2 separate regions of the Homo sapiens genome follow, and region 2 is linked to region 1. A link is a contact called in ENCODE Hi-C or POLR2A ChIA-PET data. All regions are on one chromosome and are shown on one strand. The core of a region is the stretch at or near the end of the contact, and the rest is flanking DNA. Distances in the headings are between cores, read along the strand shown. Region 1 holds the start of AKT1 (AKT serine/threonine kinase 1). Region 2 holds the start of TEDC1 (tubulin epsilon and delta complex 1).

Region 1 (4,754 bases), core at 1,188-3,687:
AAGCAAAGAAATTCAAACATGAGGAAGACAGGACCAGGATGCAGGCCACTGGCGCAAACGGGAGTCCAGAGCCCTCCAGCGCAAGCCCAAAAACCTCCTGGGAGAAACCCCAGGCCCCTCCTAAACCACAGCGCCCCTGCCGGTCTGAATCTGGTTCATTCATTTGGCCAACATGTACCGGGCGTCTCAGGTTTTGCCAGGCCCAGTGCTGGGCGCTGGAGACAAAGAGAGGTTCAGACAAGTCCGTCAGTGAGGAGCACCCAGTCCAGGGTGGTTACAGACCCATAATTACAGCAGTCGGGAGGCAGCAAGTAAGTGGGGGAGCACTGGACAGGCCCCCGCCCTGCAGCGGCCCACCAGCCAACCCTCACCTGAGCACACTTTATCCATTGATCCTGCATGGCTTCCTCATTTCCCCTCTGATGGATGAACTCCTAGGCATCCCTCAAAACCCAGTTCCCACATCACCAACTACAGGCATCCCCAGAAAGAGCACTTCGCATGCTCTTCCTGTGAGCAGTCCTCTGCTACCCTTCCAGATGGGCCTTCCTGAGGGGAGGAGGGTCCTCTCTGGGACCTCCAGGCCAGGCAGAGACCCCTGACGACCTCTGTGGAATGGATCCCAACATGGGTCTTTCCACAGCCAGCTTAGACGCTCTCCCCCCAGGCCACCTTTCTGGCCTCCCGAGGCAAGGGCTGGACACCCACAAAGGGTTGCTTTGCACTGATTGTCTTAAGCTACACTTAGAATGGCAGGAAGGCCCACTGCCTTGTGTCTAATGCCAGGACAGGGAAGACCACACCTTACCCAAAGAGGGAAATGCCCCAAGTACTTAGCAGGATGGAAAGCAGGCCAGACTCGAGGAAGGCACCGCAGGACTCCGAGGGCAGGGCTCCGAGCCGCGCACGCCTCAGGCACAGGGGGCTCTGACGACACTGAGTGGGCGTGGCCTGGAGGCAGAGGGCTGGACTCAAAGACCTCTGGATGTCCCCCCACCCCCACACGGGCCTGAGCCCCTCCAAGGCCTGCTGCTGACAGAGTCAGACAGCTGTCCAGAGCCATGTGTAAAAATACATCTGTGCTCACACAGGGTGGTGTACGTCTGCACAGAAACGTATACACCAGGCCAGCACAGGGCTGCCTGTGGGGGCGGAGGGACCCCGACTTCCCACAGCCTCCGTACCTGCCGCCTGCCTTTACCATAAGCACATATTCTTGCTACTATTATTAAGTCACAACTTAAAAAAAAATACTCTGTTTTCGAAAGGGCTCCTCCATCTGCCTCCAGAACCCTGGTGTATGAGAAGTCTACACAGCTCCCGGGAGAGGCAACCGGACCCCCACCAACGGACTCCGTCCGCCCTTCGCTCGGATGAGGGACTCAAAGCAGTCAAGAAGTGGCCACCTGGAGCAAGGCCGAGAGACCCAGGAGTGAATGTGGGGCGGCCTCTGGCTGCAGAGCAGGGGCCCAAGCTCACCCGCTGACCAAGGCAGCACTCAGAGGCCGTCCCGACAGGACCAAGCTCGCTAGCGCCCCAGGATACTCAATCTAAGGGGCAAGCCCCAGCTGCCCTCCAAGCCTTGGCCTCTGGGATGGGCGGGCAGGACCTCCAGGGCCCACCCAAGACAGGAAGCAGTTCCGGGGCCCAGGAGGGTCACAGTCCTTTGTGGCTAGCCTGGGTACCCCGCCACCACGTACAACTTTTCGTCCGTGGGAAACGAAGTCTCCTTCCGGGGCCCTCCCACAAACTTGAAGGCCGGCCGCGGCGAGTCTTTCTCCAACCCCGGGGCACCTCCGCCGGCTGCCTCGCTGGCCCAGCGCCCGGGGAGCCCCACGGCCCGCAGGGGCACCCCGAGCCCCAGCTCCAGGCCCGGCGGCGTCCCTTCTCTCGGGTCCCGGCCTCGCCCGGCGGAGCGGCCTCCCCAAGGTCATGAGGGAGGCTGGGGCCGGCAGCCTGCACCCCCGGCGCCCGGCGTGGGGCCGCCCTCCCTTGGCCGGGCCCGCGCGCCCCGCGCCCTCCCCGCCCAGGCCCGCTCGGCCACTTCCTGCTCCCGCTCCTCCATTCTGGCGGCGCCGCGGCTCGCGCCCCGGCCCGACCGGCCGCGAACAAAGCGGCCCGGCCCGCGGGGAGGAAATCCAGGCCCGGGCGGCCACGGCGGGCGGGGACTCACCGGGCCGCCGCGTCCGGGCGCGAGCGCGGGCCTAGCCGGGCCGCGGCCTCCGGCGCCCGCCGCTCCGCATCCCCGCGGGCCGGCGCTGGGCGGGGCCGGGCTGGAGGCCGCGGCGGGCGGGGGCGCTGCTCGGGGCCGGGCCTCGCGTGCCGCCGCCGCTCGGTGCCCGGTGCCCAGCGCTCGGTGCTCGGCCGCCTGCTCCCGTCTTCGGGCCGCGCTGCGTGCGCTGGGCCAGCCGCCTGCCGCGCTCGGTCCTGCCGCCGCCGCCGGCCCGCCCTCTCCCCGCCCCGCGCCCGCCCCGCGCCCGGAGCCGCCCGCCCACATCCGCCTCCGCCGCCCGGGGCGTCCCCACCGCGCGGCCGGCGGCGAGGGCGGAGCGCGCTCGGGGAGCGCGCGGCCGGGCTGAGGGGCAGCTCCCGACGACCTGGGGCCTGGGCTGGGCCGCTAACGGAGCCCGGCCACCAGCCAGCCCGTCCCGGGGCCACGCCCTCTCTGGCCTCAGTTTCCCCGTCTGTAAAGTGACCCGGCGCTTCTGGGCTCGCTCTGCCGTGACCCTAGCAGAAGGGGCCCGAGACAGGTCAGGGACGAATCCCGGACTTCTGCCTCCGCGCGCGGGGCGGGGGTGGCTTAGGTTGACTTTCAGGCTGCCCCACTCTGGGGGGCGTGGAGGGGGCGGCCAAGAGTGACCTAAAAGGCCCAATCCCAAGACCTTGTGCCTCTGGGGGAAGTGCGGGAGGATGCCAGGACAGGAGGTCAGTTGGAGGTGGGCCTCCAAGGAGCAGGAAGGCTCCGAGGGGAGTCAACCATTCACCTAGGTACTGGCAGCTACACTCACAAAAGGGGGACTTTGCTGGGGAGTGGGAGAAGAGGGGCACACCTTGCCTGGCTCCCACCTTGAGCTGGGAGCAGACACCAGACAGAGGAGGAGCGGTGTCTAGGGTGGGCTGTGACAGCTGACAGCCCAGAGCCCTCCCTGCTGGGTGGACTTGGTCAGCCCGGACACCCAGTCCGAAGTCCACTGGGAGGCAGATGGCCCGGGTATGGAATGAGTAAGTGGGACACAGACCCCTTTCTCCTGGACACTCACAGGAGAGTGCAGGTGACTGCCACCCCGACCCCTTCCTAGCCAGAAGTTCCTCCGACAACTGCCCCTCCCCCATTCCAGAGGCCCACAGTTGATAATAACCCTTTTGTGAAAGACAGACTCTTGTGAGTTACCTTCCTGAGGCTGCTAAGTATTGGGGTTGGGGGAGCATTTTTATTTTCAGCCAGAGTGAGTTCAGCTGGCAGCAGGGGAGGGGGTGGGAGGAGATGCAGACAGAGGCAGCAGGTTCGGCCCAGTGCTCAGGACAGAGTCTGCAGCCAAAACTCGGGCTTCATCCCTGCCTCTTGGGGCTGACCAAGAGAAGGACTCTCTCCCCCTGCATGAGGGCACTCGCTCCTCAGACAGGGGACTCCCCATTCCTGCCTCTCGCCTGAGCACCTCTGCTCCCTCCCAGCTCAGACTTTGTAACCCCAGGAAGGGCCCACCTCCAGGGGGCCAAGTCAGAGGCCCAGTGGTCTGCGCCGCTTGGGTGGGATACCTGACACAAGGGTTGCCCCCAGAGCCTGGGCGTCTGGTGTCTGTCTCTCACCCAGCAAACCTGCACCATGAGCCACCTGGGGCTCCCTCTGGGACTGTCCCACCTGCCCACTGCTCCCCGAGGAAGAGTTCCTGGTATCTGTCCACCATCCTGGGCTCTGCCATGCAAGGATGGAGGAAGGAATTCAGGGAGGAAGCAGAGGGTAAGAGGGCCATGAGACAAGGCCAGCAAGTGGCCGAGGCTTGGGGATGTGGGAGGGAGCAGGGCACCCTCTCATGGAAGAGGCAGTGACATTGCGGGCTGTTCTTGAAGTGGTTGGACCTCTTGCTTATTTTGCACTGGCTGTCTCCAAGGAGGCCTCCCAGTCTTCCCAGCCTGGTGCCCTGGCATCTGCTGGTGCCTGCAACCCACTGTGGGCCCCACACTCCAGTCCTGTCTTCACCTTGGCATGAACTGCCCTCCCCCAAGACGGGGATCTCCCAGTGGGCAGGGCCATCTCCCTCTCCTCCAGCGTCCCAGAGGGAAAGCAGAGTCCTCTCTTCAAGAACACCCCCTCCCACCCCAGACAGAATGGTCAGGAGAGAACCCAGCCCCACGGCTGCTGCTGGGACTGCTGAGGTGCTCTGTGGCCAGATGTTTCCGACAAAAACTGCTGCACCAGGGAAGGGCCCGACGGCTGCCTCCTCCCAGAGCTCAGGGGCCTCCTGCCCTGTCACCTTCTGCAGCTGCTGGCCGGGGGCAGGACTCGAGGGCCCTGGGCTGTGTAGGTCCCAGCAGCAGCTGCAGGGCGGGGCCTCAGGGCAGCTCCCAGGCCAGATGGCCGCCTGAGTCTGCAGAGGTTCTGCCTGAACCACCACCGCCGCGACAGTGGCTGTGTGACGGTGTCCTGTCATTCCTGCACTTGAGACCCAGCCAGTCACAGGGGCTCTGAGGACTACAGGCTGGCCAGGATCCCAGCACCAACTCTGGGCGGTCTCTGCCTGGAACAGCCCCCCTTC
Region 2 (4,171 bases), core at 881-3,380, 700 kb after region 1:
GGGGCGGGCGAGGCTGGCCTCGGGTCAGAGGGTGAATCAGCTCATGCTGGCTCCCTTTCTGAGAGGCTCTGGGGGAGTTATGGGAACTCCTGGCCTTCCTCCTTTCCACCCCCCAACCCTGTCCTCATTCCCCACCCCTCCAGGCCAGGCCCAGCTTCTGCAAGGGCCTGATGAGGCTGCTCTGCCCCTGACCCAGGCACCACTGCCCCATGTGCGTCCTCATCTGCCATCTACCCTGTGCCCAGGGACTTACCCAGTGGCCCGGCGTCCAGTGGGGAACTTGAGTACCGGCCGTGCACAGGGGCTGGGGGGCCTTCTGGAAACTCCCTTGTCAACTCAGCCAGCCGCTGCTGACTGGCCACCTTCAGAGACCCTCTTCCCCACACTGGCTACTTAGATACCGGCCTTGGCAGAAGGCCACCCCTCCGGACACCCACTGGTTTAAAAGAGCCCAGGGGTCTGGCCCTGCCTTAGGGCTGTGGTGGGTGTGCTGCAGGCTCAGCTCGACAGGTGCTGTGGGGGCAGTCTAGGGTGGCCCGCAGGGTGGGGTGTGTGGGGGTGATTGGGGGATTCCTGGAATTCCAAGAGCTGGGAGCCACAGCACTTTTGATGGGATGGGGGCAGGGGGTGCTGAGGTGAGGCTGGTTTCTGGCTGGACGGTGGTGGGTGGAGCTGAGGGAACTGAGATCTTTGAGACAGCGACACCTGGTGCAGAGAAAAATCCGCAAGCTCGGGGGTTGGGAGAGCGCTGAACAAGGCCGCAGAGCTGCTCCGCCATCTCCCCCACGCCTCCTGCCAAGTTCTGTGGCGCCGCGGTTCCCCACCTCCTGCTCCCATCCCCCTGGCTCCCGCCGCCCTGTAGCTCGGCAGGTGCAGTAGGCGCTCCGAGGAGGAGGCCCCTTAGCTTCAAGAAACCCGCGTGGGCGGGGTGAGGAGCGCAGTCCTCCTACTGGCGCCGTGAAGGAGATCGCGATGCGCCGGAGGGAAGGAGGCTGCGGGCGGGGAAGGACGGAGGGCGTGCGGGGAGGGAGAGGAGGGGCTTGCTGGGGGGGGGGCCCCGAGGCGGGGCCGGGAGGGCCGCCTGGAAGAGGAGGTCGGGGGCGAAGGAGGCCGAGAAGAAAGGTGGGGCCGGGACCCCTCGGGCTGCGCCTCTCGTGGGCGTGTCCAGCCAGGGCTGGGGGTCCAGGGAGGACTGAGTTTCCCTCTCCCGCCGTCCTCGCAGCCCCGGGAGGTGCAGGGGCATCGCGGGAACAGCCCCGGTGACACGCTGCCCGGGGTCTTCACGAATGCCCGGAGGCGCCGCTGGCCAGAAGCCAGCCCGACCTTCCATCCCCGCAGACAGCCCCACGTTCCTCCCGGCCCGCGTCTTTCGGGGCCGCCCGTGCAGGCGGGCCCGGCTCAGCGGCGCCCGGGCAGCAGCTGCTTCCATGCGCCGGCTTCCTCCGGGGCTGCTCCGTGGCGGCGGCAGAGGGAAGCGCTGCCGCGGGCGGGCGAGGATCGGGAGCGCCTGAGGAGGCTGCCGCGGGCTCCGGCTGCGCGTTCGGGGCGGGGGAGCTGCCCGGGACTTCGCGCCAGGGGCCAGGGGCCGGCCGCGCTGGGGTCTGCGCTGTGCGGCGCGGCGGGCTCTGGGCGCCTCCTGGCGGCCCAGCCTGGAAGGCGGCGCGATGGGGCGAGGCTCGTCCGCTCCGACTGCGTAAGCGGCCCCACAGGGCGCCTTCCGGAGTCTGCGCGCTCCCGCCCGGCGGTTGCTAGGTTGCCAAGGGGCGTGAGGCGCTGATGGGTGGGGTCTGAGCGAGGCGGGGTGTCGGGTGTCGTGACGATTGAGCCTGCAAGGGCGGACTCTGCGGTGTTCTCCATATCAACAGCCCTGCCAGGAGCCCGGAAGTGGGTCCGCACGAGACAGAATAGACTACACTCAAACTCCAGGGGAACCGTTCATTGGGCTTGGACACGAAGGCGGGACCCTGCCGACGCAGTGATTGGATGCATGTCCGGCCAGCGCGGTGATTGGGTACAGGTCTCGGGAGCGCGGTGATTGGGTACAGGTCTCGGCCAGCGCGGTGATTGGGCGCAGGTCCCAGCCGGCGCGGTGATTGGGCGCTGGACCCGGCCCGTGCCATGATTGGGCTCAGGTTCCAGCCGGAGCGGTAACTGGGCGCAGGTCCCAGCCGCCGCACTAAACCCGGCCCGTGCGGTGATTGGACGCAGGCCCCGGGCCGCGGCGGAGGCGGGCGATCCGAAAGAGGCTGGTGCTGGCTGCATGGGGAGGCGGCGGCAGCGGGTGGACCCCGCGGCTGGGGCCCGGGCCGGGGCCCTGCCTGAGGCCATCGCCGCGTTGAGTCGGTCGCTGCCCTCGGGACCCAGCCCCGAGATCTTCCGCCGCGCCAAGTTCGACCGTCCGGAGGCGGTGACGCTCTCGCGGAGGGCAGGCGGGCCGGGTGGGGTCCCGGGCCCTCGCAGGGAGTTGGGCCGGCTCCGCTGACCGCCCGCTTTTTATTTTCCGCAGACCTCCGCGCTCTGGCAGCTCCTCTTCCGTGTGCTCTCGCCACTCCCTGCGGGCAACGCCTTGGCATCGCTCGCCCTGGGTAAGCCCCGCTCCTGGCCCCGCCCACCCGGTAGCACTGGCCCCGCCTACTCCTGTAAAGCCCCGCCTTCCCCAGTAAGCCCCGCCCCGGCAGGCTCTAGCCCCCACCCAACACTGACCCCGCTTGCTCCTCAAAACTCCGCCTTCCCCGGTAAGCCACGCCCCCTGATGGGCCCTAGCTCCACCCCCTTGGGTAGCACTGGCTTCTGCTCCTACAAAGCCCTGGGGACGTCCCTGTTGGCCCCTGGTCTCCTCATCCTGGTCTGAGTTCTAGCTCTCCCACTATCATCTCTTCTGAACTAGGCCTTGAGCTTCTGCTCAAGTGACCTGTGGGGGTCTCTGGAGGGATCCAGGTGGTGTCACCTCCAGGTGGGTGGTCCCCCTAAGGTGGTGGTCTTCTGTCCTAGAGGTCCAAGCCCGCTTGGTGAAGTCAGCACTATGCTCCCAGGGCTACCCGAGGCTGGCACTGGCACAACTACCTGAGGATGGCTCGCAGGGCAGTCGGGAGCTGCTGCTGGCTCTGTCCTGGCTCTTGGCCCGAGGACCTGTGCCCGAGCAGATGCTGGCCCAGGCCCGAGTGCCTCTGGGTGACGAGATGACTGTGTGCCAGGTGCGTGTGGGTGAGGGTGAGCTGAGCCAGCCCTGGTCTCAACTCCTGGGGCCAGAGCAAGGGCAGGCCTGGGTCAGCCCCCTCTGTCTGCTTTGCTCCTCAGGGCAGTCCCATGAAGGGTTACCCAGCTGCCCAGCTGAAAGCACGGAGGCTCCCTGTGCAGGGAGCACCCGTTGTTTTTGGCTGTGCCTCCACTACCGTCTCCATCCTGGCCTTTTCTGGGGGGCAGGGTGGGGTGGGAGCAGGGCCTGACCCTTGCCCCTCTCCAGTGTGAGGCCCTGGCCAGCCCTGGCCCACCTGCACCCCACATGGAAGCAGAGGGTCCTGTGGATGTCCGCCATGTGCAGTGGCTGATGGGAAAGCTGCGGTTCCGGTGGCGCCAGCTGGTGTCCAGTCAGCAGGAGCAGTGCGCCCTCCTGAGCAAGGTAGAGCTGGCACAGGGCTTCCACTCAGGGGCTGTGTCCCGTGCTGCAGGCCGCCAGCTGCCAGTCCCTGCAGCCCGTCCCGTGAGGCCTGGCACAGGCTTTTGGCTGGATGTGGGCCTTCCTGCCCTGGCTTACCCAAAGCCTGAGCCCGTGGTTCCCGGTGGTCCTTGTAGGGGGCAGGGCTGGGCAGGGAGCCCAGTGGGGTGGGCAATGGTGGGCAGAAACGGGTGTCAGAGAGCTCACAGAATTTGCCTTTCTGTTCCCAAAAGTTACCAGTGGACTTCCAGCTCTGTGAACAGTGGGATGGGGTCTGTGCCATGAAAGCCACTCCCTCCTGGGCACTGGAGGGGGAGGAAGACAGCTCCTGTTGCCACCACATCCTGGTGGGGGCTGACTTGCGGGGTGGACAGCTCCTGTGGGGTCCTGAAGGTGGCAGGGGCTGGCTCAGGGGCACAGGTACCCAGTGGTGTGTCCACTGTGAGGCCAGCGCTGACAGGTGGGTCTGTGGCAGCGGCGGGCTCCCACCAGCGCGGGACTCCTTGGAGACCCCCC

Evidence for each region. Hi-C counts contacts between places; a loop is a spot of excess contacts on that map. ChIA-PET counts read pairs that join two places held with the same protein, here RNA polymerase II (POLR2A). Pooled maps may share reads with other maps.
Region 2: a loop to region 1 is called in a map of CD4-positive, alpha-beta T cell, with 2.8 times the contacts of the local background. The contact joins the promoter of TEDC1 here to the promoter of AKT1 in region 1. A Hi-C loop is called at or near these places in 1 of 168 maps with a recorded cell type or tissue (CD4-positive, alpha-beta T cell), 4 of 37 single-sample maps with no recorded cell type and 10 of 50 pooled maps. POLR2A ChIA-PET finds 5 or more read pairs at or near these places in 1 of 52 experiments (activated T-cell).

The regions. Positions count from the first base shown.
Region 1 is chr14:104,793,311-104,798,064 of GRCh38, forward strand. It overlaps AKT1 (AKT serine/threonine kinase 1), which reads right to left and starts at 2,438. Exons shown (of 15, transcript NM_001382430.1): 1 at 2,174-2,438. RefSeq lists enhancers at 1-263, 264-903, 904-1,545, 3,587-4,359, 4,360-4,754 and silencers at 1,810-2,129, 2,160-2,209, 2,390-2,749.
Region 2 is chr14:105,489,116-105,493,286 of GRCh38, forward strand. TEDC1 (tubulin epsilon and delta complex 1) reads left to right here and starts at 2,131. Exons shown (of 9, transcript NM_001367178.1): 1 at 2,131-2,407; 2 at 2,507-2,585; 3 at 2,992-3,194; 4 at 3,464-3,619. The coding sequence starts at 2,261. RefSeq lists silencers at 747-876, 1,007-1,056, 1,067-1,696, 2,087-2,456 and enhancers at 1,467-2,210, 1,787-2,036, 2,211-2,954.